Regions from separate parts of the Homo sapiens genome. Here region 2 is linked to region 1. Evidence: chromatin contacts called from ENCODE Hi-C or POLR2A ChIA-PET data. All regions are on one chromosome and are shown on one strand. Each heading gives the region's core, a stretch centred on a gene start or an enhancer-like site at or near the end of the contact. The rest is flanking DNA. Distances are from core to core; before and after follow the strand shown. Region 1 overlaps LOC105369844 (a long non-coding RNA gene). Region 2 holds the start of GLIPR1L1 (GLIPR1 like 1).

What was found. Hi-C counts contacts between places; a loop is a spot of excess contacts on that map. ChIA-PET counts read pairs that join two places held with the same protein, here RNA polymerase II (POLR2A). Pooled maps may share reads with other maps.
Region 2: a pooled map shows a loop between it and region 1 (4-fold over the local background). The contact joins the promoter of GLIPR1L1 here to the enhancer-like site in region 1. A Hi-C loop is called at or near these places in 6 of 168 maps with a recorded cell type or tissue (PC-9, ascending aorta, naive thymus-derived CD4-positive, alpha-beta T cell and 3 more), 14 of 37 single-sample maps with no recorded cell type and 17 of 50 pooled maps. POLR2A ChIA-PET finds 5 or more read pairs at or near these places in 10 of 52 experiments (B cell, CD4-positive, alpha-beta T cell, CD4-positive, alpha-beta memory T cell and 6 more).

The regions. Positions count from the first base shown.
Region 1 is chr12:75,524,998-75,529,656 of GRCh38, forward strand. All of the region lies in intron 14 of LOC105369844 (a long non-coding RNA gene), which reads right to left. Among named protein-coding and RNA genes, the nearest start is that of KRR1, 16 kb to the left of the region's middle. Within about 2 kb of position 2,135, at least 3 of the 41 ENCODE cell types and tissues checked have a DNase peak (open chromatin) inside an H3K27ac peak, as active enhancers do.
Region 2 is chr12:75,333,168-75,337,702 of GRCh38, forward strand. It overlaps GLIPR1L1 (GLIPR1 like 1), which reads left to right and starts at 1,503. Exons shown (of 6, transcript NM_001304964.2): 1 at 1,503-1,735. The coding sequence starts at 1,562. It also overlaps a transcript of CAPS2 not described here. RefSeq lists a silencer at 1,240-1,349.

The sequences.
Region 1 (4,659 bases), core at 885-3,384:
ACCCTTTGGGTTGAAAGACACTCATTACGGCTTGAATATTAGTCTCTTCAGGCCCCAAGCCAATAAAACATTCATATTTTCATTGGGAATCTAGCCTCTCCTATAATTTACATGCAATCTTCCCTCTTTCTCTTTGTGATTGTTCTCATTGATAAGGACCAGCTTTGATATAATTTTCAGTTTGAACGTTCTTCCCCCTAAAGGAAGCTGGAATACATTCCATGGTATTAGGTTCCACCATAGCAACGGAAGGCTTTTTATTGCATGCATGAATATTCAGGATTTAATCAGTGGCATGTGAAATGTATTGATACTACTGAGAATTATTTTATGCTAATAGAAAAAGCAAACGACAGTCTTTTATTTGTAAACATAACACTGAAAGAACACTTGAACTTTTCTGGAAAGCAAATCTTTAGTCATTTGTTGAAGCTATATGCCTTTCCCATCCTTTAGGTGGCAGTAACTGCAGATGGCCCATAATAAAATGAACTTTTTAAGTGAAATATTTTAAACATTTAATACATTTATATTTTTAAAAATGATTTCATGATGTTAATAAGATGGTGGCATTGCTACTTCATAATTTCAAATTCTCTAATTAAAAAGTCTAGCTACCTGACACTGGGAGGTGTGTAAATGCAGGCTTTAACATAATACTTTTTATCATCCAACAGTGATTTTAACCTCTTTTTGTTTACCATTCCCTTTACTATGTGATGAAATACAGACTCTTTCCCCAGAAGAGCACATGTTTGCATAGACATAATAGCACTCTTCCATAGAATCCCTAGAGGATCAGGCTACCAGTTTAGGGGGCCTTGCCTTAAAGCAACATGAGAGGAGTGTCTCAGAAGCCTGAATCTGATCTTTTAAGCACTAGAGTGTCCTGCTCTTAGAGTTGCCCAGGGGAGGTAGAGGGGATGGAAGCACTCTTTACCTTTAATAAATAAGCATATGCCTTCTTCTACAATTATGATTTCAGTATGATTAAATAGTTGCATAGAACTATACTTCTCAAGACTCCTTTGACGGAAAGTCATAGAAACTCAAAGTAACTTATGTAAAAAAGAGGATTTATAGTCCCATAACCTGGATACTGCATCTAGGAACTCAACAGTGTCATCAAGACAGTAATGCCCTCCCTCAATCACTGACATGTTCTCTCTCTCTTTCTCTCTGTCCCCCTTCTGTGTCTATCAGCAATTCTAGGATGTACATTCTTAACAGAAGAAGAGCTTCTTTTTCTGAAGAGTTATATCAAAAGTCCCAGGTGACCACTTATGTTTAGTTTTATCAGTATTTATCAGTTCCATGCATATTTTTGTTTTTATGGCTACTACACACACACACACACACACATACAATCTTTAAACAAGATAAAGTAGGCTTTTCATATTTTATATGACACATTGTACATTATACTTAATAAACATGTATGTAATTATTATATAACTATTTTACATTAGTTACATTCATATAATGTATAGGTATATTATATATATACAAAATTATATATATAATGTGCATGTACTTATGAAACTTGCTTTTTATGTGGAATATATTGTTTTTAGATATATTCATCTCGAATCCATGTAATGCTAGTTCATTCTACCACAGTAAATAACTTTTGAAATTTGTTTATAAAAGACATTGTGCCTTCCATCTTTGTTGCATTCTCTCTCTAGCTCTTTCTCTCTCTCTGTCTCTCTGGGATCACTCATTCTGGGGAAAGCCAGCTGTCGTGTTGTGAGCAGCCCTGTGGAGAGGTCCCTGTGGTAAGGAACTGAAACCTGTCAACAGCCACATGAGAGAACTTGGAGGCAGCTCATGTAGTTTAGTCAAGCTGTCTGATGGCTGCAGCCCGACCTAATTGCAGCCTCCTGGGAGACCTTGAGCTGCAAGCTCCCAGCTGAGCTGCTCACAAATTCCTGACCCTCAGACACTGTGTAAATGTTTAAGTTGCTAATTTGGGGGATAATTTTTACACAGACAAACATAACTAACACAATATTGAAGCAAATCTAAGAATTTATCAATATATCAGGTTTTGGTGGGGATACAGACATGAAATTTTTTCTCAGTAGAAATAGTTTTCCCTGGTTCTTGCCACTAGAGGGCAAATGGTCACAAATAATGGCTTTTTCTATTTCCATACAACTCAGATGTCCGATGCAAACATTCTTAGAGACCATCTGCTCTGTTGCCTTACAGATGAGTATACAAATGCCCACAGACATTAACTTACTTGTTCAAGTTCACACAGGCTAGATCTTAACGTAAAAACTCAGCTGCAGTTAATAACATACAAACCAGCTATTTTTAAATTTTTTTAAATTTTTGTGATATACACCTGTACACCATACATCTATGTATATATATATATACACCTATGTGTATACATCTATACATAGGTTTATATATTTATGGGGTACATGAGATGTTTTGATACAGGCATGCAATATGAAATAAGCACATCATGGAGAATGGGGTATCCATTCCCTCAGGCATTTATCCTTTGAGTTCCAAACAATCCAATTACACTATTTAAGTTGTTTTAAAATGTACAGTTAAGTTATTATTGACTATAGTCACCCTATTGTGCCAATCAGTTAACTATTAATTAATGCTGCTATTTCTGAAAGTCACTAGGTACAAATAAAGAAGGCTTTATCTTTTTTATTTCAACTAGCATGTTAAAATTCCTAAGATCACAAAATTTATGATAACAACCATTGCCATTTATTGGGTACCTATTATGAACAACTTATTATACACATGTGCTACATGTCTTTTCATTTAATCTATCTAATGAAGCTTTGAAACTTACGCCTATCAATGCATGAGGGTCAGTGTCTTGTCCAAGGACACGTAGCTAGAAAGAAGGAAAACAAATTTGATTCTGATAGACGTTAAATCTCTTTGCAATATTTTTCTTAGGGCACAGCTCATAGCCTCTGATTATACCAGAAGTTTGTTGCTTCTGGAAACTTTTAGTATGTTGAGACATTTAAATGATTGCCATATAACATTGGAACAGAAAAGAAAAAAATTGATGACTCTCCTTCCCTTTTTCCCAGAAAAATTCTCTCTCTCTCTCTCTCTCTCTCACACACACACACACACACACACATATTGCCTCTTTCCTTCATTCTAGCAGACCAGCTTTGTGATACTGGTTAACCTTCCTAGAGCTTCATTTTGTTGCACCTTCTTCATTTCTAAAATAAGAATACACCTACCTCTTTTAAGCTCTCAGCAGGGATGCTGTGATGATTAATGAAAAAGTCTTCATGAATCTCATTTGATTTTGCAGAAGACAGAAGTTTAATAAAGCTGAAGAATCATTATAATGGTAATTAGTCATATTTTAGGACAGATGGGCAAGTGTCTGGCAGTGGTGGCTTAGCTGGAGCTGTTGCCACACCAAAGCAATAAAATAATGTCAATATGTCAGCCACATCAAGTCAGACGCAAAGAGGGTGCAATAGCAGCCTACTTCACACACTGCTTTGTTCATCATCTCTGCTTGGCACAGACTGGGACAGAGTTACAGCATTTCTAAGACAGACAGGCAGGCAGTTCGAGAAGAGCCACCTCATTATTGTGGCATATAATCTCCAAAGATAGCCACCACTGATAGCTTCCTTCCTTGTTGATATGCATGTTACTCCTCACACTAAGAGAGTGAGGAGCCCCTTGAATCTGGCCTGGCCCTGTGACTTGTTTAGATCGAGAGAATACTGTGGCTATGACTCTGCTAATTCTAGGTCCAGCCTTTAGAAAGACTGGCAGCTTCTGCTTCCTCTATCTTGGAAGAATGATGCAGGATAAGAAGTTCAAATACCCTGAGCCCATCTCACTATGAGAAAGCCCAAGCTAGCCATGTGGAAAGAGGGACAGAAACAGGCCTGACCAGCTCTCGGATATTCCAGTCATCCCAACTGAGGTTCTGAATGTGAGTGAAGAAGCAATCTTAGACATTTCAGCTTCAGTAGATACCATGTGGAGCAAAAGAACTGTTCAGTCCAGATTGTTTTTAAGCCATTGTGTGCTGGCATGTTTCTTATATAGCAATAGATATTTGAGACACCTATCAACATTTAAAATAGGGTCATATATCTCTTGATATTCTCTCTTTGCTAAATGAAGTAGAGGATTTCTTCAGAGAAATGAAATAAGGGAAAAACAGTAAGAGTTTGATACAATTGAGAGGATAGTTGCCTTTTAGAGGATACAAATTTTAGTTTTATAAAAGTCTGATTAAGATAGAGCAGTTATCTTTTCTTTGTTCACTCAGGCATTCATGCTCAAATATTTGTTGAATAAATATATTGCTTACTATACATCAGACATATGGATTATACACACACAGTCTCCAACTTACGATGGTTGGACTTACATCATAACCTTCATAAATTGGAGAGCCATCATGTTTTTCACTTTCAGTACAGTATTCAATAAATTGCATGAGATATCAAACACTTTATTATAACATAGGCTTTGTGTTAGATGATTTTTCCCAGCTGCAGGCTAATATCAGTGTCTGAGCACATTTAAGATAGGCTAGGCTAAGTTCTGATGTTCTATAGGTTAGGTATATTAAGTACATTTTCAATTTAGATTATATTTTCTAACTTATGATGGGTTTATCAGGAC
Region 2 (4,535 bases), core at 253-2,752, 190 kb before region 1:
GTATACAAACATATGTATATGTATATATGCCTATAGACATCTGTATCTCTCTCTGTGTAGATGTATATATGTCTATAGGCAGACACACACACATATATGTGTATACAAACAGATTTATACATAGAGAGAACTTTACATATATAAATGTATGTGTGTATATGTATGTGTGTATATGCCTATAGATATCTTTATATCCAGGAAGAGACATATATATATAGACACATGTAGATGTATATAACTGTATTGATTTATCTATCTGTATACCTACACACACACATATACACACACACACACACGTATATATGTTCATGTCTTTGGGTGTGGGATATCAGAAGCTCAGTTTGGACTATGTATGTGATATGAAAGTAGTATATACAGCAATTCTCCATTAGCTGGTAGTAGACTAGAAATATATTATCTATTGCCCAGTAGAATTTCCATTAGGATCCTTGCATTTTTCGTTTTCTTATAATCTAATTTTCTGCTTTTTATTTTTAAAAAGATAGTAGCTGCATCAAAGTAGTTTGTTTTGGTTTTTGTTTTTTGTGTCAAGGTTGACTATGGCGGATCATTCAGCAGATGTAAGTACGTGTTCACTTGAATTAAACAGCATTGTAAACAACTTCAAATTACTAAGTAAAGGTATTTATTTGAAACATAGAAATACTAAAAAAAATTAATGTCATGGGGAAAAATGCTGGTTTATTACAGAATATCAATATAACTGATGTAATGAATTTAAAACATTAAGCCAAATGACGTTGATTTATATTGCATTGCAGGTAAAATAGACAATCAAATGTACTCTGTCCATCCCAGTCTCAGTGTATCAATTAAAGCAACTCTTGGAGTCTACCAGTCACCATACAGTGGCTCTGTTCCAAACTATCAAAAAGGGAAGATTTTGTCAAGAGGAACTACTTGGCTACATTTTCCAAGCATCTATTGTTATCTATCTAAGCATTCGGTCTCTTCAGACGAAAAAACAGAAGGAAATTATTAAATGTTTGACAAGTTGATAATTTAGGATCACTGTATGTCACTGTATAAGAATTGCCTATTCTTACTCTATTCCCAATCTCTGAGGGAAGTGGCAATATGATTCTAGATTATTTAGAACAATAAAAATCTATACACGGAAGCTGCGTCTAAGAAACGAATATATAGTGCTTTGCACTCGACTGGCCCATTGTCAGCATCCCGCACTTGTTCTTTACCTAACTTGTGTGGCTTGCATATTGCAATCTGTATTACAATCCAGACGCGCTCTGCAGATTACAGATTGGATCCACAGAAAGCAGTTTGGATGGTTGAAATTCCCTCCACCAGAGGGCGACTCAGAGCTTTCCCCTGTAGCTCAGAGCTTTGTGGAAGGGGAACCCTGCTGCCTGTTCTTCCCCACAGCGACACTGACAAGTTGATCCAGCCGCGCTGGGCTCGAGCCTGTGCGGCAGGATGGAGCCAAGGGAGAGCGTGGTGCGGGGGCGTGGGGAAATCGGGTTGCCCCAGCCGTTACTGGTCCGCGCAGTCAGGGCATCCTCCGCATCCTCCACATCCTTCCATGGCTCTGAAGAATAAATTCAGTTGTTTATGGATCTTGGGTCTGTGTTTGGTAGCCACTACATCTTCCAAAATCCCATCCATCACTGACCCACACTTTATAGACAACTGCATAGAAGCCCACAACGAATGGCGTGGCAAAGTCAACCCTCCCGCGGCCGACATGAAATACATGGTGAGAAAGAACCAGGGCTGGGCTCTTAAATCCCTGACTCATCCTGAGGTATCTGGGTGATAAATTTCACGGACTTAACTTGTACTAATTCAATCCGGACTTTACATATATGCAGTTAAAAAGAAAAAAATTCACACCTTGGTTGGGCTGTCTCCTCCAGAGTCATAGGAGTGAACAAGAAAGGAAGACTTGAAGCTGTTCCTTGCCTCTTGCGGGGAAGGTGGGGATGCTGGAGCAGTGTTTGGAAGTTGCTTTGTTGCACCACTAAAGTTATAAGTACTGAACACAGGATTATTTTGTTTTCTTTCTTCCATTTTTTAGCTAGCAATTTCCACCCCCCACAACCAAGATACAAGATACCAAAGAAATAGCCCAGGAATGGAGATTCTCTTGTTCTCTTACTTATTTTTATATCATATGAATCCAAGATCAAAACAACACTTCATGTGTAGTATTATTTGAAAAAAATACAGTACTCTATTGAAGAATAAGCATAAAAAGCATTGGATTATTAAATAATCCATAGAATTTACAAAATTTTAAATACTTGACTATGAATTGTATGATTGGAAATTTCCCTTGCATTGTAACTTTTTCTTGTTTATAAATGCATCACTATGAGCATAAACGTTGATAGTATTAGTCTATTTTATGTGCTATGCAGATGTAGATACAGTATAACTCATATCTATTCCAGCTTTCTTCTTTTCTATCCAGTGGAAAACAAAAGTAATTATAAAATCACAACTCAGGCATTAAAATAAGTTCAAAACTGTACTAGTCTACTGTATAAGAAAATTATATTTTGATGGAGAAAGATTCAAATATGTATCAGAAATGAAACAAGAATAAACTAATCTCTTTAATGCAGAATTGTTAAGATATTTTAATATATAATGTTTACCAGCTTGGGGTTGTCCAAGGCATAAATTAACTAGAAATAAATCTTCAACGGAATTCAGAAATACTAATATTAGTATTAATATGGTTGATGCCTTTAGAGTTTTATTGTAAATGTATGATAAAAAAGAGTAAATGTGGGGTTAAATATAATAAATGTTCTTTATATTTCTTTTGTACTCATTGACTATTTAAAGCAAAATATGATAACAATGAATTGTGGAGTTTATAATAATGTAGAAACTAAACACATTATAACCAATGCATAAAAAATGAAGTGAAGTGTCAATAGAATTATTCTGCTGAAAGTTCCTTATATTGTTAAGAATCACAATAATATTTCTGGATGGACCGTGAGAAGTTAAGAATGCATATTTTAATATCTAGGATAACCATTAAAAATATACAAAGAAGTAGAGCTAAAAATCCAGTAAGTAGAATACTAAAGTCCTTGATTAATTTTTGGAAAACAGGAACAAGGAACAAAAGAACAAAGAGGGAATCATTTAAAAATAGCAAATGGTAGACTAAAACTTAACCATGTTAAAATTACATTAAATGCAAATGACTACTACATACTTTAATTAAAAATAAAGATTATCAGATTGGATTAATGCTTTTGTAACAGAAACATATCACAAATAGATTAAAGTAAAAAGATGGAAAAAATACATTATGCAAACTCTAAAATTAAGATAGAATAGCTATATTTATGGCTACTGAAGTAGATTTTAAGACAAGGAGAACTACCAGAAATAAAAGGGGACATTTAGGAAAATAAAAGGGCTAATTCAACAAAAGACACAGCAATCTTCAATACAAATAAATGTAATAATATATTTTAATACACAAAAATTGGCAAAAGTAAAGGGAGAAAGAGACAAAACAGTCATAGAGATTTTAATCTTAGTGAGTAAGAGAACAAGTAGGTAAAAATCAGTAAAAATAAAAAAGATTTGAACATCAAACAATTTTACCTAATTGACATTAAACAATTTATACCACACTGCAAAATACAAATTTTTATCAAGTATTCATTACATTCATCAATATAAACAATATGCTGAACCATAAAACAAGTCTCAATAAATTAACAGTATTTGAAATTTTGTCCTATATCTTCTGAAAAAAAAGTCTTAAACCAGAAATAAAGTGTGCAAAATCTCCCAAAATGTGAAATCAAGCAGCACATATCTAAATGGTCCATAAGTTAAAGAATAAATAATAATAGAGATTACTATAATTTAGATTTGAATGTTAATGGAAACACAGCATATCAAAATTTGTGGGATATAGCAAAAGAAGTGTTTGGAAGCATACGTATAGATTTAAATGAATATTTTAGGAAAGAAGAATGGTTAAAAATCAAGACCTATTCTTTCAACTCAAGAAGGTAGGAAACAAGTTTAAATTAAGCACAAGAAAATTTTTAAAAAACTAAAGATGATCATAATTTGATGAAATTGAAAGTAAAAGTATGAGGACTAAAATCAATAATATCAAAAGTTGGTTTAAAACTATATATTAATAAAATTGATAAACCAGTAGTAAAAAAAAGATTAATGAAGAAAGACACAACTCAAAAATCAATTTTAGGAATGGAAAATCACTTTTAAAAAACTCCACACATTAAATGGATAGATAGAGAATATTTTGAACAAATTTATACTAATAAATTTTACAACATAAAGAAAATAAATGGACAAATGTCTTGAAAATCAGCATTTTATAAAATTGACACAATATTTTGATATGTTGTTTATTGAATGATTACTAGTGAATAAGTGCATAAAATGCACTAGTTTTAATGTACAATTTTTTTTACATATGTATACGTCAGTGAAACTACCTACCTCAAGATTGGAATTTTTATTTCATATATGCGTGCCATGTTATTTAT